Regions from separate parts of the Homo sapiens genome. Here region 2 is linked to region 1. A link is an interaction called in ENCODE POLR2A ChIA-PET data of the cell type or tissue named here. Cell type or tissue: MCF 10A. All regions are shown on one strand. Each heading gives the region's core, and the rest is flanking DNA. Links, peaks and the distances in the headings are about the cores only. Region 1 has its middle 62 kb from the start of LINC01991. Region 2 has its middle 66 kb from the start of BCL6.

Region 1 (11,960 bases), core at 2,410-10,409:
TCATGCCTCAGCCTCCCGAGTAGCTGGGACTATAGGTGTGCCCCACCACACCCAGCTAATTTTTTTGTATTTTTAGTAGAGACGGGGGTTTCACCATGTTGGCCAGGATGCTCTCGATTTCTTGACCTCGTGATCCACCTGCCTCTGCCTCCCAAAGTGCTGGGATTACAGGCATGACCCACCGCACCTGGCCAATCCTTCTTTTTAAAAACTTATTTGATGGTGGTGTCAATTTTTACCTAAAACTACTGTCATCCTGGGAACTGATGCTCCGTGGTGAACACTGTGGTAACACTTTTGGGCAATTCCAAGGATGACACATAGACTCACAAAATGTTAGAACTGAAAGCAACACAGAATTTAATGCCATTCCCCCACTTTTTGAATAAACTAAGCAGAGGCCTGCAAGGGTTATACCAAAGTAATGACCAACAACCATTAACTCTGACCTGCAAGAACTTGAAATTTTAAAATGTCAACAAATGACTGTGTAACATTAGGTCATGGATTATGATGTAATATTATATTATACATAAGGTTAGACAGCAGTTACAAGAATACTGGACTTAGAATCAATAAAGCTGGGGTCTAATCGGAGGCCTCTGGCTCTGTCACTGTCACTGCTTAGGTCCATCTTTCTACTTTTGTTAGTGTTGTGTGCCCCCATCTCTAAAATGGGAAGAATAATGCTTGTGTGGCTGATCTCAAAAGTTCCGGTAAGAATCAAGACAGAACGAATGTGAAAGTGGTTTATAAATTGCACTGTGATATGTAGGAATCTTCCTTCCTCCTAACATATTGATGTTACAGCAGCATCAGGAGGATGTGAGTATTTTCCATTGCTTTTCTCATTGTGAGGGTAGTTTGCATGAATCTGCCACAGACTCCATCTTTCAACCACTTTCACTGTTTAGTGAGGTGACTGGTTACCTCAGCGAGCCCTCAGCAAATCTAGTTACCCCCTTGAGTGGAATGCTGGATCTGTGATCTTACACACACCTGACTAGCAAGGGAAAGCAGAAAGTTATGAGCAAGGTGAAAGTCTCAGCAGATTTTTGGACATTTGACTTCTAGTACTCACAGACACCTATGAAAAAAACAAAGGCTTCCGAATTTTGTGTTGTTAGGACTCAAAAAGAAGAAGAAAAAGAAGAAGAATTCAATAACAGTCATCACCAAAAGACAGAAAGAGAGGAAGACAGAATGTCTGCATTGAGAAAATCTTGGTATCTTATCTCTGGGATGTTATTGATGATCTGAGTATAGTGCAAAATCTTAAGTGAAATGAATTGGTGGTTTCAGTTCCGGATATGGTATGCAAAGAAAAAAAAAATTTGCTCTTTGAAATTCAACGCTTCCTCGTCTGTGCTTCAGGAAGCCACACGCCTGATGTTGAGCGTGGAAACTGACTCATTTCTAGCCCTTTGAGATTAGCCTCTCTAGCCCCCAGACTGTGGGCAGGATCTGGGCCCTAATGGGAAACTAGAATTGGGTCTGTCCAAACCTGGAGGAGAATCAGACACAACCTCATCGGATGCACATCTCTTTTAGGGTACTCAGCCTCCCAGAAGTTTCTGTAGGCAGAGGACCTTCTATACAAACTATCTCCAAAGCTTTTCAACTTGTAATTGGCAGTAGGTAGGTTGCCTGAAGTGGCAAAAAGCAAAAATACAAATACAGTGCTTACCAAGCACTTATCTTCAGAGTCGTGTTAAAGTAAGCTGGCCAACTGCCCCCCACTCCTCCCTTGGTGGAACAACACGTCTCTGACACTTTCAATTTAAAGACTCACATGTGTTTTCTCACCAACAAGCCCTAGGGAGTAACGAAACTTTCTTCTCCTTGACTCTCCCAGCAATCTGTTGATTTGGTGTCAACAGGTATTACAGGTATCTGTGTGTCACTTAGGCATTACATTTATTTAGAAAAGAAAAGTATGTTAGAGACTGGATGTCTCCCCCTGCCCCATTAAACTGACACAGGGAACCCCAGGATGACAGGGAGTTCAGATCTTCTAGAAGTGACCACTCCAAGCTTCAAGCTTGACCCTTTAGACCTTAAATCAGTGGTTTCCAAACTTTTTGCATACCCTCCCAGTAAGAGAAATAAACACTTGAAATGGCTTTTTTGCTTAATTCTGATGGACACATTAAAAAAACAAAGCGTTTGTCTAGAGGTAGTGAGAAGAATGCTGATTTAAATGAGAAGACAATGAGAGGCAAAGTGATGTTGGGGGCGGGGTGGGGAGAACAACTCGAGACTTGGCCTAGGGTCAGAAGATCTGAGTTTACTAACTTAATCTCACTAAGCCTCACTTTCCTCATCTGTAAAGTGTGAATGCTAATTACAAAATGAGATCACATATGTGAAAGCGTTTGCCTTATAAATGGTAAGGGATATGCAAAGGTTCATAGCTATTACTATGTATAAGCTTTTAAATATTAATGATTAATTTGTGTTAGAAATGAAATTTCAGACTTCATCATAGAATAAGGTTTAATCTTTCCGATTTTCTTATCTGCAAAGTTTTTATAAAACATAGTTGTCCGCATTATTGATTTATTTGCATGCCACTTACTTTAAAAAAGGATTTGAAGTAACATATACTGTTAGTCACAGAAATTACAGGATCATTAAAACACAGATGAAAGATTAAGACCTTGTCATGAAAGGACAGCTCGAAGAAAAAAACACAGAATAAGAATAATTTTAATCAAGCATATGATGTGATTTTGAGCTTCCCAGCAGCTTAGACAAGAAAGGAACATGCATTGCATTTCACAGCCCTCTTCCTCTAGTAAAGGAAGAATAGCTATGGATCAAGGGGGACCCAGCCCTTTCTAGCCCTAAACTCCACAAGAAATGTATCATGTGCAACCTTATATAAGAAATATCAAAAATAAATTGGGTGGTATCTTCAAACCGAAATGTAGCAAAGATACTATTCAATCTGACCACTAGGCGAGATTTTCCTTTGTGAATCAGTGCTTGCCTTCCCAGAACTAAACAAACAGCAAGATGATTAATATAAGGAGCAGGCTGCCTTAAAAAAAAAAAAAAAAAAAAAAAAAAAAAAAAAAAAAAACGAAAACAAAAAAACAGAGAGAGAGAGAGAAAGAAAAAGAAACAGAGCAGTGAAAATCAGAATGCCTGCCCCAGCCGGCTGGGGCGTGTCGCTGTCACCATTCATTAGGGGGTGTCAAGAAGGCGAGGCAATACGTGAGGTGCCTTGCACAAGGTCACTTGGTGTCTGTGAAACTGACTCTGCATTCTGAGTTCCTTAATATGATTTTTTAGGTCACAGTGTTCTAGGCAAAGCTCCCTGTTGATGTACATCTCTCATGCAAGATTTAGATCACCTCTTTTCGGGCAGAGCTCCATGGAAACACCGCCCATGATTTCTGAAAAGGAGTCTGATTGGGCCCTGGTGATACCCGGCTGGAGTGGACAGTGATCTCTGCAGTGGACACATTGCTGGACTGTTGGCAAGGCTACAGCTACCAGAATCTAGTCCTTGTAGGCTATTATTATTCTAATGCCATAGTAAATTCCTGTTTATCCAAAATGGCTAGGAAATGGGGCATTCTGAGCAATGGAAAATTCTGGTTCATTGGGTTACCCTCCATATCATTTACTGATTCTTGGTTTCAAAATAAGTAAATTACAACACACTTTGCTAATCACTAAAATGATAGTGGGTATGATTTAAGCTTTTTTTTTTATGATCCATAAGGTACTTCAGGATCTATTAGCACCTAATACCATTGTTAAGATCGCGACTTGTCATTTTCAAGGATTTGAGGTAGAAATGCAGGAGGTGGGGACAATTGGGCTGCATCAGTATTAACTCCCAACCAGATCGCTGGAACTGCTGCTGCAGTTGAGTTGAATCATTTCTTCCTTCATACCAGTTTGTTGGCAAGTGAAATAATAAGCATAAACATATTATCATAGTGCCTGGTATAGAGTAAGTCATTATTTTGTTATTATTTTTTTCCTCAAGAACATCAGGGGAAAGAAGAAAAGAATCGAATTCTTAACTAGCCAATTTGGTGTCTGAACAAATTCAATTCATAGAGCATTAGTTCTGACAGGAACCACGAAGAAAATATGCCTAATTTCATCATTTTCTGTAAAAGATAATTAAGGCCCAGAGAGGGAATGTCACTATAGCCTCATGTCTGTGAGGGGTTAGAGTTGATACTAGAACCCAAATATTCTGGGGCTAAGACCAGGGATCTTTTTAGCAGACCAACTCTTACCTTTATGCAGAGTTTCTGCACAGCAGGAAACAGAGAGCTGGAGGAGAAATGGCCTGTTTGCTCGGGGACTCTAGGAACTTACCCTATCAATACGGTTTGAAGGTCATCAAAGTCCCCTTCTGTACAAAAGCCCTGGCTATGACTCCAAAACACTTCACAGGGTAAAGGATTAATGAAGTCCCCATGATTCAGTCAAAATGAAAACTTTTTAAAAATAGCAAAGAGTCACACAACTCCCCACATCTGCAAGAGTAACTTTTTAAAAAGTCACCAAGACAGGTTTAAATTCCTAGCTTCGTCCTTTACTTTGCTTATGTTTTGAAGCTTGATTCATCCCTAGTTCTGTCTCTTACATACTTTTAAAGATAAACTTGTACTCACTTAACTTCCAAATTAATTTACTGTAAACTCCTCCCTCTGAAGGAAGAGGAAGAAGGAAATTAGTGATTTTAATGCTGATTGCATTTTTGAAAGGACTCAGTTTCTCGAAAATGAGCTTCTTTGTTGGTTAATAAATGTTTTCTCTGCCTTAGTTTCAGATTCTGATTGTTCTCTTTTCCTCTTGCCATTCTCTGAGCTCTCCTTCTGCCTTTGATCATGGGCCTGGAAATCTGCCGTTTGTACATGAGAAAAGAGAGGGCTGGGATTTCCATTACCTTCCAGAGTGCAGAGGGGACTATCGCATGAAATCTCTGTGAGGGACCAACTCCTATAACTGCTGCCAGAAGGGTGCTTTTTGATATCTGGCCTTCTATATCACATCTTTATTAACTCCAGGAGACTTATTTTCAGAGACATCTGGGTGTGTATGTCCATGCACATGCATACTCACGTTTTTCTATTTTCTGCAAATGCCTTGTGTTGACTATAAGCACAGAGTTGATCACAGACACTCTTAGGAGAGTATCAGAGAGGTCACGTGTCCAACCCTCCATGAGGCTCAAGTCCCTGCCAAGCCAATTCCACCACTTGGCATCCAGGTAAGAAAGGGAAGCAGGCAGGGAACAAGTCTCAACACTTTCTACCCCACCCTGCTCTCAAGAGCCTCCAGAGACCCCCATTGCTTTCCAGGTGCATTCTAAACCCTGGAGATTGGCACTCAGAGGAAGGAACAGGGTTTCCTGTTTGGCAATAACTGGCACTAGATAATATTTTATTTTAATAATGATGAGGCTGGTCTCTAAGACCCGGCTGACCCCTCCTGTCCTTCATCTTTCAACATTGTGAAATACCTCCCTTCCTTCTCTTACCCATCCTCTGCTGTGCCCAAGTCTCTGCTTACCTTCCCCCACTGCTCTGTACTTTGACTTCTCCTTACCCTCGTTCAAGCATTTTTTTCTGACTGTCATAGTCAATCTCCATTTCTCTCTGTTGAAGACACTTCCTCCTTTATAAAGTATTCCTTCCCTCTTCCTTCAACCTTCCAACCTTCATCCACATGGACTGTCCTCTCTGTGCCCCAAATAACTTACCTTAGGCACATTAGCAATCTCTCTTACTAGAGTATAAACTCCTTGAAGACAGGAACCACTTTATCTCTCTCCATATTCTCCTAACAGAGGACTAGGCCTGTAGTGGTGTAAGACAGGCCTTCTTGCATGAATGGAATCTCAGGTCAGTCTCACCTTTATTCTCATAAGAGGGAATGGTGTGTCCTCACTCTTTTCTCCTCCACTGAAAGCTGAATTAGGAATTATTTCTCTCCTGACCTCTGACCTAAATCTATACAGGTCTGTCCTGAAGCCACATCCACAAGATGATGGGGTGAACAAAAATAACCACGGGAGCTGAGTGACATAGCGGAATATTCACGCCTGTCCCGGCCTTCACATGGGCCTGGAAATTTACAGGAATGTATAGCTGTGCTGTTGCTGAGCTGGCTCAAAACCTGTTTTGCTCGAGCCTTCTTCCCTCACCAGATATGTTGGGTATGGTGAGTGTTGCCAATTGGGACAGGAGAACACCCAGCCCAGGCCCAGGTTTTATTTATCCCAGTGCAGCAGGCTTGCAAGTTAAGGATCCACAGACTTTTCAGTCCTTAATATGAACCTGGGAGCGTTTTGAGATATCTCAAGCAGCCAAGCCAAGAAAGCTTTCTGATTCCAACGGCAATAACCAGTTGTGATTTATTGACTATCAGACCCTGGAGCTGGAAGTAACCTTAAAAATCACCTTATGTGATTCTTTTCACAGATAAGGAAACAGATCATATTTGCCTTGCTTTTAAAATGAGGATAGATTGTATTTATTTGCTTAGTAATTCATTCATCCACCTATCCATCCTTTTATCCAATGATCTATTACCAACTCATTCATTAAATATTCACTAAAGCTAGGTGCCCAGCTTGCACTTAGTTCTAGACATAAAAACATAAATAAGATATGGCTTCTGCTCTCTAAGAGTTTATTATACCTACATGCATACACAAACACATAATTATGATTCAATGTGGTATATCCTGATACAAGTGTAAACAAAGCATGTTATGAGCACAGAGAAAGCGGTGACTAATCTGCTGTGCCTGGAAGAGTGAGGGGAGAGGTAACATTCAAACAAAACCTTAAAGGGAGAGAAAGAGTTCTATAAACAAGGAAGGAGGAAAGGGTCAGATTCTGAACAGCATCTCAAAGGCTCAGCCTGAGGGGAGTGTGCAGCTGGCTGGGACTCCTGAAGAGGGCTGTGGTGCAGAGTGCAAGACCTGCACTGTGGCGGGGGTGAAGGTGGTATAGAAGCCTAGCATGAAAATTTCCATAGCTGTGCTGAATGTCTGAGCTTTAGCTTGGGGCTGACAAGGAATCTTAAAAAGTTTTCAGATGGAGCAGTGTCACGTCAAATTTACATTTTGTTAAGACCTCCTTGGCCATAGTAAGAAGAGACAGAGACTGTTGCAATTATCCTAGAAATAAAGTCAGCCAGAGTAAGCTTTCAAACATATGTCAGACCATGTTACCCACTTGCTTATAAGCCTCCATGCCCCATACTGTCTGTCCCCATCACAAATCCCTGTTTTGTTTGTTAAGGTAGTACACATTGCCTTATTAAATCATTTTATTTATTTGTTAGCAAGCTAATTGTCTGTCTCAATCCTAAAGTGAAAGCACCATTAGAGCAAGGGCTATGTGTGTCTTAGTCAACATTGCGTCTCCAGTCCTAGCGCAGCAACTGGGGCATCACTGGCCCCACAGAGAGTTTGGAGAATAATTGCCAAGAACTTGACCTCAGGAGGTGGTAATGGGGAAAGAGAGAAGGTGAGGGAAGATGACCCTCAAAGGCAGAAAACCAGATCCTCTCTTTTCAGACCCACAGCCCACTCAGTGAGTGGACAGTAGCTGTTTTCAATAGACGGAGAATGGGGTGTGTTCTTCACTGACTGAATTTGCTGCTCACATCTGAGAATTTTTATGACAGGCAATCCTGTTTTCTCTCTTGCCCTCTTCACCCTGTGTGTTTCCCACATTATCCGGCTGTTCAATGTAATCTTCCAAGGATCCTCTACTCTGTGCTTCTGTGTTCTAGCCTCAACCCTGCTGCTAACTAGCTGTGGGACAGACAAGCTACTTTCCTCAGGGCTTTGGTTTCCTTAACCGTACAAAGAGAGCGCTCGCCAAGGACCCATACAATGCTTTCTAACTTACATGCTGTGATTCTCAAATTTCCCCAGCGACGGCAAGAGTTCTTCTGTGTTTTCATTTTATAAAGTGTACAATGATTATGCACAAAATCTCACAAAACAATAATTTTTTTATATACCCCTATTGTCCCTCTCAATTTCTAGCCATAAGTGTTTTTACAGTGATAATCAGAGCATGTGTACAATTTTGCATTCCACTCTCATGCTTGCCCATTATTTGTTATATGTCTTTCATTTTGCCACAGAGTCTTCTCATTTATCATTTTAATGGCTACATAATTTTTCATGGAGTTAATATATCATAAATTATTTAACCATTCCTAAATTGTTGGAAATTTGGATTATTTCCAGGTTTTGCTATTTTAAAGCACCTTGACCATATAGGGTTTTTTTTTTCTTTTTTTTTTTTTTTTTTTAAGAGGCGTTTTACTTAGAGTAAATCCCTGGGACTGAGATTATTAGCTGAGTTTTATGACCTTGAAAGGTATTGCCAAACAGCTCTCCAAAGGGATTGTTTCCATTTGCGTTCAGTTTGTGTTCCACACACGAGCATGCCAGTGTCACAGAAAGCTTGCCAACATGTTTTTTTAAAATCAATTTCCTTTATTTTTTTCAAGTTCAACTTGTATGAAGTGGGGCTTTCTGATTGTTGCTGTATCAGGGTTATCATCAGTGAGGCTAAAATTATGATACAGAGCTTGGTAAATAGAAGCACTTAATAATCAGTATTGTTATTATAAAAAGAGGAATCCTAGGAGGATGAAGCATGCTTGTTCTATCCTCAAACCTCTTTCTTTTCTACTCCTGCCTCCATTTCAATTTACTGCAAATAGTTTCTCCTTACCTTCAATGTTGCCTCCAATTAAAGTGCTACCAGTTCTTCTCTATTCTAAGGTAGCAGAGGCTCCTTAAAGTTAGAAGTCTTGGGCCACGCTGTTTCCCCACTGATTGTCCCCTCCTTTCCATATCTCTGTCAAGAGAGGATCCTCAGTAAATATGGGTTGTTCCCAAAGCAGATTCTTATGTTCCTCTGAAGTCCTCCTTTCCAGAGTTGCCTTCTCCTACTTCTCATCTTCCCAAAGACACCCTTTTGTTATTTGAAGATGATGATCATTTCCCCAGTGAACATTTTCTTCTCCAAGTTGAATATCTCTTCTTTTTAAGGCATCCCTTATCCTACTCAAATGTTCATCTTCTCACAGTCCTGGTTGCTGCTCACTGAGTGAGTTCCAGTCTGTAAATTTCTTCCTATAAGTGTTTGGCCCATTCATCTATTAAAATTTAGTAGACATCATCCAAGCAACAAGCAGGAAATGAAGATGAGTAAGACCTTGATCTTGGCCTCCATATGCTCAGAGTCCAGTGGGTCAGAGGGAAGCACAACCCCCCAAGACTTTGGCTCTAGAGACCTCCTAGATAGCAGGCTGATGAGTAAGTCAGGGAACGACACCCACAGGTAAGTCTGATGGTCTCCTTTGATGAACCAAGCCTATCTATGGCTCATTGGTAAAATGATGACTGTCCTACCAAGTGGAAGCTATCATATACCATTTGGCAGAAATGTCATAGCATCCCAGAGCCTGAATTTCTGAGGCTTAAACCAGGAGAAGAGTTCTAAGCAGGATAGGAGATGGCTACTCATCAAGCAGAGCTAATCCAGGGCCATGTTTAAAGATGGAAAGTGAAATACCTAGGCCTCTGCCAAGGTGAGGCTCCTCGCTATTTAAAGAGCTTGCAAAAGTCTAAGGAAAGCCAGTTTCTTAAGTAGGAAGAAAAGGAGTCTGCTATTAACCGGAGAGAAAAAGAATAGAGAAAACTTTGGTTTTGCCCTGCCATTGTTGGGTGACATGGGTTATGTCACTTAGCTACTCTAGAACTTAGTTTATTCATATGTGGGAATGGGCAGGGTTGGACTATTTAGTCTGTAATGTACCATCCAGCTCTCATAATCTATGATCTACCGAACACCAAATTCTGATTAGTCCCTCTTGACTTCTTGAATCCTCCCTCACCCACCCTAGAAAAGCACAAAGAAGAAAGTGACCTCACTGATTACTGCACAGATGTTGGAGAGCCCGCTAGGACTCCATGATCCCTGTAGCGACTATGGTGATCATGCCCAGTTGTGGCTAAAATATGTTGCTGGCAGGATTTGTACTCAGTGTACTGAGCCTGGTGCTGTGGCTGCTGCCTCTTACTTCCTCTCATTAAGGCAAACCACCATCTAATTTTTTGTTTTCCCCACATGTTTTGAGTTTGCTGCTTCCCAGCTCTTGCTATTAGAACAGGCATAATTAATAACTCCTGGCACCTGGAGCAGCCAGATTGGACAATCTGCCTTTTGCTTTCTCGAACTGTCTTATGACCAATCTGAACGTCTGAATTTATATCCTGGACTTAATAAATGGATTGTTTTGTAATCTCCAGAAAGAATCAGAAACTCACCACATTACCAGCAAAAACAAAAAAACAAAAACAAAAAACAAAAAAAAACAAAAAAAAACAATTATTTATAGTTCCTAGTGGAAGTTTTATCCCACCTTTAAGTTAAGAACTGAAAACAAACTGTGGTCTCATCCTTTCTCAAACTTCTGCTGAGAAGATGATTTTGTGGCTTTCTTTGGTCATTGTTTTCCATTCTGGGGTCATCAAGAGTTTATTCCTAAAGTGTAACTCATTCAACTTCTGTGGCAGCCTAGACCTATTTCCTTAGCAGAATTAAAAACAAAGACTCATCATTCTCAGTTTACTTTTCTTGTGATTGGAGAAATTTAAGGATCTTATTAGCATGCTCTATTTTTACCCTAAGCAATCACAATTTCCACCTCAGGGCTCCCACACCCAAACATCTGGCATATCTCATTCTGTCATTTGAAATCTTATTAATTTGCCTATTTCACTTAATTTGTAGAACGAACATGATCATTTAATAATATTCACTGTGCTACTCTATTTTCCTAGTGTTGTGGGGAACACAAATTTGAAGAAAATAAGGTTTCTGGGCCAAGTGCAGTGGTTCATGCCTGTATTCTCAACACTTTTGGAGGCCAAGGCAGGAGGATCACTTGAGGCCAGGAGTTCTAGAGCAGCCTAGGCAGCTTAGTGAGACCCTGTCTCTACCAAAAAAAAAAAAAAAAAATAGCTGAGTATGGTGGTGTCCACTTGTAATGTTAGTTACTTGGGAGGCTGCGATGGGAGAATCAGTTGATCCCAGGAGTCAGAGGCTGCAGTGAACTATGATTGTGCCACTATACTCCAGGATGGGGGACCCTGTCTCAAAAAAAAATTCTGCTTAAGTAGCTTACAATTTATAAACAGAGGTAAATTACTGAATATAATACAGGGTTGAGTTATGCCAAAAGTTGTAACAGTAATATAAACTAGTGCTTCCAGAACTTTTCTGCACATTGAACTGCCTAAGGAGCTTAAGAAAATCGTGACTGCTGTATCCTATTCCCAGAGATTCTGATTTAATTGGTTTGAGGTGTACGCTGGGCTTTCTAAGTTTTAAAAGATCCCCAGATGATTCTAATCTGTACTGGCCTAGTAGACGAACTGGGAGACACACACACACACACATACACACACACATACACACACATACACACACACATACACACACACACAAAGATATTTTAATAGAGAAATTTGAAATGTTTTCATGGAGGAGTAGAGTATAGAATTCTACTTGAGGCCTGGTGTGATGGCTCAAGCCTGTAATCCCAGCACTTTGGGAGGCCCAGGTGGGCAGATCACCAGGTCAGGAAATCAAGACCATCCTAGCCAACATAGTGAAACCCCGTCTCCACTAAAAATACAAAAATTAGCTGGGCTTGGTGGCGTATGCCTGTAGTCCCAGCTACTCAGGAGGCTGAGGCAGGAGAATCGCTTGAACCCGGGAGGAGAAAGAATTCTACTGGAGATTCAGTTTAATAGTGAGGATTAAGTTGCTGGCTTTGCAGTTATAAACTGGAATTTGAACTTCAACTCTGTATCTTAGTGGCTGTGTGTTCTTGGGTGAGTTACCTGCCCTGTCTGAGGAGCAGCCATGAGCAGCAGCACACAG
Region 2 (11,960 bases), core at 1,900-9,899, 100 kb after region 1:
CCGGGCGCAGTGGATGACGCCTGTAATCTCACCACTTTGGGAGGCTGAGGCAGGTGGATCACTTGAGGTCAGAAGTTCAAGACCAGCCTGGCCAACACAGTGAAACCCTGTCTCTACTAAAATACAAAAAAATTAGCTGGGCATGGTGGCGGGTGCCTGTAGTCCCCAGCTACCCAGGAAGCTGAGGCAGGAGAATTGCTTGAACCTGTGAGGCAGAGGTTGCAGTGAACTGAGATAGCTCCATTGCACTCCAGCCTGGGTGACAGAGTGAGACTTCGTCTCAAAACAAACAAACAAACAAACAACAAAAAAAATACAAGCATTAGACTACCAAATAGAACATGCCATGTAATTACACTTTTTAGAAAAGTGAAAATCAAAATATTGACAAAGGTTTTTTCTAGGTGGTAGAATTATGAGTAATTTAATTCTTTTTTTAATTTCCAAATTTTCTATAATAAATATATAGTATTTTCCAGTTAATGAGCATTAAAAATGGGTAGCAGCCAAAAGTTCTGAGGTAGACTATTTTTTTGTTAAGTTGAAGACAGAAATTTCATCCCCCATATCCAAATCCTTTTGACTCTACCTGCCAAACATTTCTTCTCCTCACTAACACTTCCCATGCCCCCATAAGATACAGAAAAATTCCTCAGCCTGATCCTGTTGCTTCCTGGATGGAAAGCCTTTCCTCTGGGCCTCCTCTCTAGTCTGCTAGTATCAGTCTGGAATTGGAGGGTCTATCTTCACAGGCCCTCAGTTTCCTCATCTTGAAACGAAAGCTTGAACTTGATAAATTCAGAGGTCCAATCCAAGTCTGGTCATGAATAAAAGCCATGAATTCGATTTTTACAAGCTTTTCTCATCATTGGCTTATATGGAACATCTACATAATATTGATAGCAGATATTGATGATGCAGTGAATGTTTTATGGGTTTTCTCCTTTTTTTTTTTTTTTTTTTTTTTGAGACAGATTCTTGCCCGATCGCCCAGGCTGGAATGCAGTGGTGTGATCTCAGCTCACTGTAACCTCCACCTCTCCCAGGTTCAAGCAATTCTCCTGCCCCAGCCTCCTGAGTAGCGGGGATTACAGGTGCATGCCACCACACCCAGGTAATTTTTTGTATCTTTAGTAGAGACGAGGTTTCACCATGTTGACCAGGCTTGTCTTGAACTCCTGACCTCGCGATCCACCCACCTCGGCCTCCCAAAGTGCTGAGATTACAGGCGTGAGCCACCGCGCCTGGCTGGTTTTCTCCTCTTGTGTAGAACACTTCAAGTGGCACGAAGCCTCTCAACCTTCCAGACCAGCCTCCCTTCTGTGTCCTAGAAGAGCAAGACAGGCATTTGATGTTGCGTTGTAGCATTGATTTTTATTTCTAACCATTTTTTTCTATGTACTTTTTGTTGTATATTTTATCTTTTGTTTTTTATTTTATCTTTTGTTTTTTGCTTATTCTTTTTTATTTGTGTGTGTATGTGTGTTTATTTTTGATGTATTACACATAAGATGAAGGCTTTAAATTTTCCTGTATGTAGAGAGGAATAAGGAAAGCCCAATATCATGTTGAACAACATGATACTCTGATTTGAAATCCAAACTTGATTTTTTATTCTAGTCTGATATTTAGAAGTTGATAGCCACATTAAAAATTATGAGTCCCAGCCCACATTACGATACATGAACTGTTGTTTTGAAGTCATGTTTCATCATTCACATAAAAATGAGGTGTTAAACACTAATTGCATACCTGGCACCTGTGTGGGAACTCTTCCCTCCAGACAATCTCAGCCCTCCACTCAGGGAGACCCACAGGAGAGAGCTCCACCCAGGGTGGGGCATCAGCTTGGGCTAGGGAGAAAAGCAGGCTCATCCAGTGGTGTGAGGCAGTGTTAGTATCTACAGCTCCCAGAGAGCATACTGATGGCTTTCAGGTGATGTATAACTAAAATGTAAGCGGGTCTCTTGTCCACTAACAAGGCATCGACTACGGAGCATTTACAACCTCAACTTCCAGTCTGGAAAGCATGTCATTCAGGGTACGATAGGACCCTAGACCAAAGCTTCCATTTCCATCAACCCTCTTCAACTTTGTAGAAAAGTCATTTTCTCTTCAAGCTTAGTAGATAGATCTTTCCTTCACAGATGAGACATGCTCCTTCAAGAGCTCACCTAGGGAGGGTGAGGGCGTTAGCTCTGGGGCCAGGCTGTCTGTTTCTGAATCCTGGATTCTCTCCTTCCTAGTCGTGAAAGCATGGGCAAGTCTTTTAACTTGTCTGGTCCTCAGTTGAGTTGCCTTATCTATAAAATGGGAAGAAAAATAACAACTCTGACCTCATTAGGTTGTTGTGAGGATTAAATAGTGCTGAGAATAGTGCCTGACACAAAGTAAGCCTGCAATACATGTCAGCTATCCCCATCAGTGAGAGAAACACTTGTCAATCATGAAAGTACAGCATGGTGTGATATACGCTTTAATAGAGTTGTGTGGCTGGGAAATGATTAATTCTGAGGGATTCACAGAAGACTCCTGATCCAGTTAGTGTTCTATCAGACAAGCAGAACCACTTTGTATGATATAGGACCAGAAATTTATTGTCGGACCTTACTGAGTACAACTGTAGGAAATGGCTAATCAGTATATGTGAGGCTGTTGCTTCTGAGTTTGTGCTGGACTTTAAGGGTAGGCAGTGGAGAAAGAGAAATAGCAGTGGAGGAGGAGAGAGCAATGATGGTCTGGACCTTGCCAGGCACACTACAGCCTATTCCTGTCTCTCACAATATGTGGTGTCCTGCACCAACCTTCTAAATATTAAAACAGTAGCTTCACTTCTATATTTCAAATATCATGCAAAATCTCTTGTGGCCAAAGCTAATATGGAACTATGCAGGGAAGGGGGTCTGAGAAATGTAGCTCCATCTTATCTAAGTTGACCCAGCATAAATTAACCACATCTCCACAAAGGAAGCAATGGAATGGGTTCTAAAAGAGTAATTGTTTGCTATGAGGACAAATGAGAGGATATTCCGGATTCAGGGAAGGTAGTGTGCAGAGCTATGAAAAAGTCTGCTGCATTCAGGACATTCATAGTGGCTGCAGCATAGGCATTTTGCTACTAGGCGATGGAATTAGCCCAACATAACCATGAGCCATGGTAGCTAGAGGAAGCACAGATCCACCTATCCATTGAATCACATTTTTTCATTAACAAAGACTGGCTTCTTTTTCTTCTCGGCTAATGTCTTTCCCATTACCAAGGCAATTAAACAATAGCAGTGAAAGGAGCATTGAGCCTGGAGCCAGGAGACCTGGGTTTTAATTCCAGCCTTGCCCCATGCTCTGTTGGTGACTTTAGATGATTTTTTCACTCTCTGAACCTCAGTAACCTCATCTCTAAAGGAGAGATTGGAACAGAAGTGACAACTAAATCTCTAGTGTCACTTCCAACTTTAACATTATCTGGTTCTTGGCAATTATAGCATGACAAAAGGGGTACAGTAATTTTCATTCTGGTGAAAGCCCAAACAGAAAATGCAGGACTTTCTGTCATATCACTTCACTTTTATTTCTAGACCTTGGAAGCTGGTAAAATGGAGCTGCCCATGGTTGTTCCTGGAGTCTAGGCCTGGCCTAGATTAGGTGTCCAAGGTCAGCTCAAGGCTAAATCTTATTTGTCTTGGAAGCATTAGTCTTTCACTGTGCTGGAATCATCCAAGGCTGTCAAGAAATGTTGGATGAATGAACATACGGGATCTGGTCCTGGATTGGTCTATAGGCTTAGAAATTGTTTGTATGGATGACTTTGAGGGGACCTTATACACACTTCCCCTCTTAGGGGAGACTCTGAATCAGAAACAGTTTCTTCAAGTCTGCTCTAATATTGCCCTATATCTCTAGGAGGATTACAGGATTGAATAAATAGGGAGTGGGTCAAGACAAAGGTCTAGTGCATATGTGAAATTATGCAAATTCCAAACAAGAAATGGCCACCTGGCCCTAGATCTTATGGACATACTAATAAATATTTCTGAATGGAATAATTCTAGACATAGGTATCTATCCCTCCTAAATTACTGGGGGAAAGTCAGACTAATGCCTCAAACTTTTTGGTCTGTTTTCAAAGATGTTCAAATGTTGCATCCCAGGGAAGCCGTGGTGGTGTTCTTTGTCACGTCCAATAAAATGTTCTTATGGAACATTTAATTTTCTTTTCTTATGGAAAAACACTTTTGCTAACAAACAAGGCAGTATTATTTTATGTATGCAACCTGTAATTGTGGGAAACATCAGCTTTGGAGTCAAGAAAGCTGGTTTCAACTCTGGGCTTTATTGCTTAATAGTTGTGTACGTAGCGGATGAATTATTTCATCATTGAATCTCAGTTTCTTCATCTATACAAAGGGCGTGATAACACTGTTCATAGATCTTAAAACAGATGGTACATATAAACTGCATGGCATATGGTAAGTTTTCCATAAATACCATTTATTTTTCTTATTATTTTTCAAAAAGTAAAAATAATAAAGATATCATATTTCTGAGTTCTCTCATTGTCTGTTATTAGTTTGTTGTGTTATATGATTGTCCTTGCAAGCAGACAAGTACTGCAATCACCAAGAGCTTGAAAATAATTTAAGAAAAAAAAAAGTATTGTTACTACTATTATTATTTGCACACAAATTGCTAAGACACTTCCAATTTTGGAGGCAAAACCCAGAATTCTGAGGGTGTATCATTGTGGCAATCTCTGGCTTTGCACAATCATATTTTAGACATTAAATAGCTCTGAACCTTGTATTCTAGATCCATAGGCCACAGCAAGCTGAAAGGTTCTTAGAGGCCATCCTGAAAAGCCCTTCTATGGGTGAAGAAACTGAGACTCAGAGACAGAAGTGGCTTGCCCAAGATCTCCCACATGATTAGAGACAGTGTGAAGACTGGAATTTGTATCTTCCGATTCCTCATCCAGTAACAGCTTGTTGCCCCAGAGCCTTTGCTGACTCACCATGTAATCTTGGAAAATTCCCCTGACTTCTGTTTACTGGTCTTTCCATGAAACAAAAGATGGCGAGGATATCTCATGATCCATACCTCATGCAGATGTCAGTGGATTTGTTAGGACTAGGCTGCAATACACATTCGGCTCTGTAGAACTGGGCACAATCCATTAATAATTCATAAAAGACACCTAAGTATTACAAAGGGAAGTGGTTTGTCATTGTCAGATGGAAGGAACCTCCTTTCACGTGGTGGGGCAATTCAATGTTTTGCAGTCCATAGTGTACCCAGTGACCCTGCCTGAAGTCACTCAACCTCTCTCAGACCCACTGTACTCAACTGGAAACTGAAGATATGGCCAGAGTATCATTAAGTTTTCTTCTAGCCCTAATATTCTCATACTTTATCAGTTACTTCAATTTAGAACCCCATCATGGACTAACTGTACTTCCCAATAATAAGGATCCATAGCAGCTGAGAGTCACCAGCAAGAAAATCAAAGCAGCTAATGAGAATGAAATTGAAAGTAGGAAAGGAGTATAGATTTCTCTTTAAGCGTTGCCTATCTGGTCTAGAAATGTTACCATGTAAAGATACACTAAGATCTCTTAACATTGAGTAAGATTTCCAGTCAATGTTTCAGAAGCATTCCAGGTTTCCTGTCTCTCTTCTGTCGTGGGGTGAGCATCTTTCTATGGACTCAATCTATGGCCATGTATTGACAAGCTGTAATGAAAAGCCCGGATACGTGGATCCAGGCCAGGATTTAGGGCCAATTTTTTTTTGGCTTTATTTAATCTCACTTTCTCTGGGTATAAAAGACAGCATGGAAGAGAGCTATAATGCCTGGCCGGGGAGTTGCAGAGGCCTATTGTTGGCTGGCTATTTTAGCCTTGGCCTTGCTATTTCCACTGAACCTCCATTTCCTCCTCTGTAAGACAAAGGGGTTGGTTAGATGCTCTTTACAGTTCATTTAAATGCTAGCCTTCCACTTTTTGGCTCTCCTGGGTTTTCAGAGCAGAGTCTCTGAAGGAAGCATCCTTGACCAAGTTTCGTTTCACAGCCCAGAGATCTCCATTCCTGTTCCCTCAGGGGCTTGGGCACAGGAATTGGGTTGAATCCATTTGCAACTGAAATCTGTTCACTGTAATAAGTATTTGTGTTCCAATAATTTTCTAACAGCTTGTAATAAATAAAGCCAAAGGCATTCCTCAAGGAACTGCAATTAAAGATGCATCCATGGTAGGGGGTGGAGGTAGCAGGGGATCTGGAGGAGGGAGACGAGGCTTTCTCTTGAAATCCTGCTAAGGACAAGCAGCCACAGCTCTGGTACCATAAAACTGCTGAACTGACAACGCTTTAATGGCATCACCTCTCACTAGTCTCAGTTTAATATGTTCCCTGAAGGAATCCTTCGTCTGTGGAGACAGGCATAAGCTGACACATTCATAGAGAGTCTTCTTGAAAATGAGCCTAATGAGTTTACTGTCACTTCAGACGGGTTGGAAAGTAATCTGTGGATGAAAGAGTTAAATTTCACCAGCTTGAGCTGTGCAGTGGGCAAGCCCCAGCTGAACATTTGAGGAGTGAACACGCAGAGATAGGCAAAGTTCTTCAGGTTCAAAGGCTTGTTTGGGAAAAGAATCCAAAAAGTTCAGATGCTTTTGCTGAAGCTTATCTGATTTATTCAAGCTGGGGATGGGAGAATGCAGAGGCATTTGTGGAGCTAACCAAACATAAGATGTGTTCTTGCTTTGCACTTTCTGCCTTAGCTTTTCGGCTTATGTGTGTTTTGAGGGGAAATCTAATCCACATGTTTCAGATCCTTGGTATTGGAATGCATGAAGGTGCTGGCTGGTCGTAGGGCAGCTCAAATGACTAGGTGATAAGTAAGCAGTATGGAGATCATCTGGGCAGAAATACACCAAAGAACGGAGAAGATCAGTCATTTCCCCAAGTACTGCTATTCCCTGGGGCCTTGTCATCACCTGGTAGGAGGAGGGACCATGCTGGAGTGTGCATGGGAGGTTTTCACAGCCAGGCCTGGAAGTGGCACAATCACTATTCATTGAGGCAGAGAACAAGGCTGAAAAATGCGGGGGTTCAGGAAAAAGAAGCAAAGTGACAGGACACCATATAGTCTGTGATCCCGTGCACAGCTTAGGGGACATGCATAAAAACCTGAATTTAGAATTAGAACACACAAGCTTGAATACTTGAGCAACCATAGCCTCAGTTTCCTCACCTGTGAAATGGATATTTTGATCAAGAATCCCTGCTTCATGCGGTTGAGAAGACTAAATGAAATAATGGTGATGAAAGTTTTTGGTTCTGTGCTTGGTGCAAAAAAAAATGCACTGAATAAATATTTATTTTTTATTGTTTAATTTAAGTTAGATTTAATGCAAATCCTGGTTCCTTTGTGTGTTCCCCAAACTGGTTTACCCTGTCTCCAACCCAAAAATTCTCATTGTCACTCTGAGAGCAGCAAGAAGTACATTCTCTCTGGAAAACAATATAAATTGGCTCACATATTTTTTTCCACGCTAAACAGCATGATTTCAAAATGCTGGAAAAAGCCAGAGCCAAAGTAAATTCCCCCAACCTTTCTCTCTCTCTCTCTCTCTCTCTCTCACACACACACACACACACACGTGAACTTTTAAACCTTGCAAATCAGACAAGTGAAAAAAAAAAAGAAAGAAAGAAAGAAAGAAAGAAAAAGCCCAGCCTTCCATTGCTTCACATCGTATATATATCGAGTTCACTTCACAAACACAAGGTGCACTGTCAGAAGTGCCTTCGGCAAAGTTTGTACTTTGCTTGAATTCTAACTTTTGTTTACCAAGGTAATAAACCAGTCCTCTGCTGCACCAGGTGTAAAGCTATTATGAAAAGGCATATTTGTATTTCACCCCACCTCAGATGTACGGTATGTGGGACATCCTGCACTGTAAGAGCAGCCTGGATTTATTTACAGAGAGAGGCGCTCAAGCACAGAGAGGAGTGTCTCCAGGCTGGTAAAGGCTGAACCCCTGTGAAGAACTGGTCATCTAATCTTCCTCTTTTCTTTCGGCCACCTGCCCCTTCAGGCAACAGCGCCTTCCCTCTTTGCAGCGACAAATCATCCAGCCTGCCAGCAACCCTCCAGGGGCCTTTGCAGTCTCTGTGTAGGCAAGTTACGTCTTCCTGAGTTTTTTGTCCTACATTTTCAACCAATCTATTATTGACAAGCCTTGTACAGCCAGATTACAGTAGGCAAATGCAGCAGCTGAGGAAACGTCTCCTACCCTGTGCCTGAAAATCTCCACAAGCTTTTCTTCCCCTTCCTTCACAGGACCTGGTCATACCCTGATGGGCTATCTGAGGCCTGGGATGGGTGGGAGGAAACTTTCACCCAAATCTCTGAGCTAAATGGCCCGGAACTCACTCTAAATCATCTACTGAAATCCTGGCACAGAAAGGAGGAAAGAATGTATGGAAAAGGGCAGACTTAGAATGCCAGGGCCATTAGCCCGGGCAAGTAGAAGAGCTGCAAAGGGGGTCCCTGCGCTGTTGTTGATTCCAGGAGAGTCTGGCAGACCACCCAGAAACTTGCATAAGGCACACAGCAGCAGCAGTGGCATCCCAGCTCAACACGTCGGCTGCATGACACAGGCAATTTTCTCAGTCCTCGGCTGGAGCCTGGAGCCTCCCATTTGTCTTCTGGGAGGTAATTCCAATTTCTTCAGAACTTTGAGTTCTCATATTTCCTAAGCCCCTAGTAGGTGCAGAAGATTCAGCCAGGGCACTAGCCCATCTTAGGCACTCAATAAGTATTCTTAAACAATGAATTGGGCCGGGCGCAGTGGCTCACACCTGTAATCCCAGCACTTTGGGAGGCCGAGGTGGGTGGATCACTTGAAGTTAGGAGTTTGAGACCAGCCTGGACAACATGGTGAAATCCCATCTCTACTAAAAATACAAAAATTAGCTGGGCATGGTGGTGGGCACCTGTAATCCCAGCTACTCAGGAGGCTGAGGCAGGAGAATGGCTGGAACCCAGGAGGGGGAGGTTGACGTGAGCTGAGATCACACCACCACACTCCAGCCTGGGTGACAGAGTGATAATCCCTCTCAAAAAAAACAAAACAATGAATGAATTCTAGCTTTATCACTTTAAAAAGTAAAATCTTGAGCAAAGATCCCTTTGTGAACTCATATTTATTATGTCTAAAATGGGAATTATAAAAGTTATTACATTTCAGAATTGTTGTTACAAATAAGAAGCAGGTGAAGAGCCCTTGGTAAGCTTGCAAGAACTGCACCAACATTGGTGGTCACAGGCATGTCTAACACCTCCTCATGCTCGTGCATCTTGACCATGCTTTGCCAGTCATTGTCTCCCTTACATTGCCTGGAAACTCAATGCAACACACATCCATTGAATGACTACTGAGGTTTAGGTACAGTGGAAAGCACAGAGTGTATAGAGATTGATAAAACATCCTTGTCCTCAGGGAGCTTAGTAAATGAAGAACGAGTGTTGGGAAAAGACATTTCATCACTGAACACATCATTATTAAGTGTGTAATAGTCAGTCATTCAATCACTGTTCATTGAGGGCTAATTATGGACCAGGTACTGCTCTTGGCATTGGGCATTGTTTTAGTTAGGGTAGCCTCATGTAATGAGTCAACACAGAACTTATTTCTTGCTCACATAACAGTCTTGGAGGAGAATGTAGGTTGCTGGGGCAACTCTCCTTCACTTAGTCATTCAAGAGGCCAGGTTTCTTTCATCTCGTCCCTCTACTACTCCCTGAGGCCTTGTCATCATCTGGTAGGAGGGGGGACCATGCTGGAGTGTGCATGGGAGGTTTTCACAGCCAGGCCTGGAAGTGGCACATATATTTCTACACATGTTCCATTAGCTGGAACTCAGTCACACCTAACTACAAAGGAATCTGAAATGAGCCCTGCTCTATTTTCAAGAAAAAGAAAGATTTTGGTGAACATCTAACTGACTGATACAAGGATATAGCAAATATTAAGATCATGCTCCTATCCTCAAGGGGCTTACAGGTTTGGGAAGGTTATGCTACATAAATAAACACATAACCAAAATCATCTCAGGTATCATGAGGAAAATAAAATAAGGAAATGTGACTGTCATTTAAGCTGAAGGGGGCCTTTCTTAGATGGAGTAAGTGGTCGCCTAACTAAATAACAGTCGAGCTGACATCCAAATGGTGAACAGTTATCAGTTAAGAGAAAGACAAGAGGAGAGGAGTCCAGCAGAAGCTACAAGTGCAGGGCCCTGAGATGGGACGTGCCTGGGATATTGAGAGCAAAGCAAAGGCCAGTGTGGTGTGTGAATGAGGGCAGGACACACAGAATGAGAGTGGGAAGCTAGGGAAGGGCCACATGATGAAGGGCCTTAGAAATCATGGTAAAAACTTGGATTTTAAACAATAAGTTATATTTCAAGATTCATGGAGACCAACACAGAGAAGGAATAGATACCAGTCTGGCAGGAGGGGGAACCATGCTGGAGTGTGCATGGGAGGTTTTCACAGCCAGGCCTGGAAGTGGCACATATATTTCCACTCATGTTCCGTTAGCTGGAACTCAGTCACACCTAACTACAAAGGAATGAATGAATCTATCCTCGGATTCATTAGTCCATTCATTGCTCTTCCCTCAACCACAGAGGGATGACCCTTGTGTATCCCAAGTACCCACATCAGCTGGCTTCCCCTGGGCACAGCCAGTGGGAGACATTGTCAGGAGACAGAGGGGCAGGAGGCAGGAAGAAGCTGGGTTTATTTCTCTCCCTTTCTGCCTCTGCCAGCACCTCTGGCTCGTTCTATCCCCACCCATAGCTCCAGCTTCTACTGGACAGGCCCACCGTGGTCCAGTTTCTACCAGGTGACCCTGGCTTCTGGATTCCAGTAACATGACCTCCTTTCTTTATCTCTCTGGCCTAGTCTAGCAGCACCAGCGTAATAACTTCTGCTATTGCTAATGTCTGGGTTAGCTTCTTAACTTCTTCCACCACCTGTGTCGCCAGTGACCTACATTAAACTCGTTCTGCTCAGACACTTAGAGTAGCTTTAGTTTCCCTAGTGGGACCCTGATGACTGATACAAGGTACAAATCCCTTGCTGTGAGAATGCCCTCTCAGCACCAGGTATCAGGCCTGGCACATAGGAGGTCTACAGTGAATGTGTTGCTGCTGGCTGCAACAATACAAATTTATTCTCTTGCAGTTCTGGAGGTCGGAAATCTACAATGGATTTCACTGGACTAAAATCAACAAATCCGTAGGGAACAATCTGTTTTCCTGCCTTTTCCAGATTGTAAAGGCTGCCTGTACTCCTTGGCTCCTGGCCCCTTCCTCCATCCCCCAAGCCAGCAATGGCAGTTCGAGTCTTTCTCAAGATACCACCACTCTAGTTCTGACTCTTCTACTTCTGCTTCCCTCTTTCCTACTTATGGGTCTTTGTGATTACACTGGGGCCACATGAATAACCCTAGATAATTTTCCTGTTTTATGGTCAGCTGCAGCAAGCTTAATTTCATCTGCAACCTTAATGCTCCCTTGCCATGTAATATAACATATTCACAAGTTCAGGGCATTAGGACACGGACAGGACATGGACATTTTTGTAGGGCCAATATTCTGCCTACAGAATAGTGTCTGAGTAAATAAGTCAGAATGGGAGAGGGGAGGCTATGAGGGCTTGCTAAGGAGACAACAGCAGAATGCCTTATACTGCATGTAGTAAGAACTCAATGCCTGTGAGTTGAAATGAACATAGAGGCATAGAGGTACTTTGAAGAGGGCAATTGGGTCCCCTGGTTTAGAGGTTCTTTCTAGGATGCTTGAAGCACGGCTCGCAGTTTCACACCTCTGAGAGTGTACTCTTGTCTGCTTCGCCTGGAAGGCAATGCTGGGACACAGCTCCTGTTAGTCTC

The links. ChIA-PET counts read pairs that join two places held together with the same protein. Peaks named below come from ENCODE experiments on the same cell type or tissue, not always from the same donor. Only the 100,000 strongest peaks of a DNase experiment are listed, where the experiment ranks them.
Region 2: POLR2A ChIA-PET joins it to region 1 with 10 read pairs; 3 of 35 experiments call an interaction of 5 or more read pairs at or near these places.

What each region holds. Positions count from the first base shown.
Region 1 is chr3:187,908,655-187,920,614 of GRCh38, reverse strand. No RefSeq gene overlaps it. Among named protein-coding and RNA genes, the nearest start is that of LINC01991, 62 kb to the left of the region's middle. RefSeq lists an enhancer at 1,178-1,357. In MCF 10A, for the core only: no CTCF peak of the experiment used is centred there; a DNase peak (open chromatin) is centred at 6,774.
Region 2 is chr3:187,805,085-187,817,044 of GRCh38, reverse strand. No RefSeq gene overlaps it. Among named protein-coding and RNA genes, the nearest start is that of BCL6, 66 kb to the right of the region's middle. In MCF 10A, for the core only: no CTCF peak of the experiment used is centred there; DNase peaks (open chromatin) are centred at 4,984 and 7,864.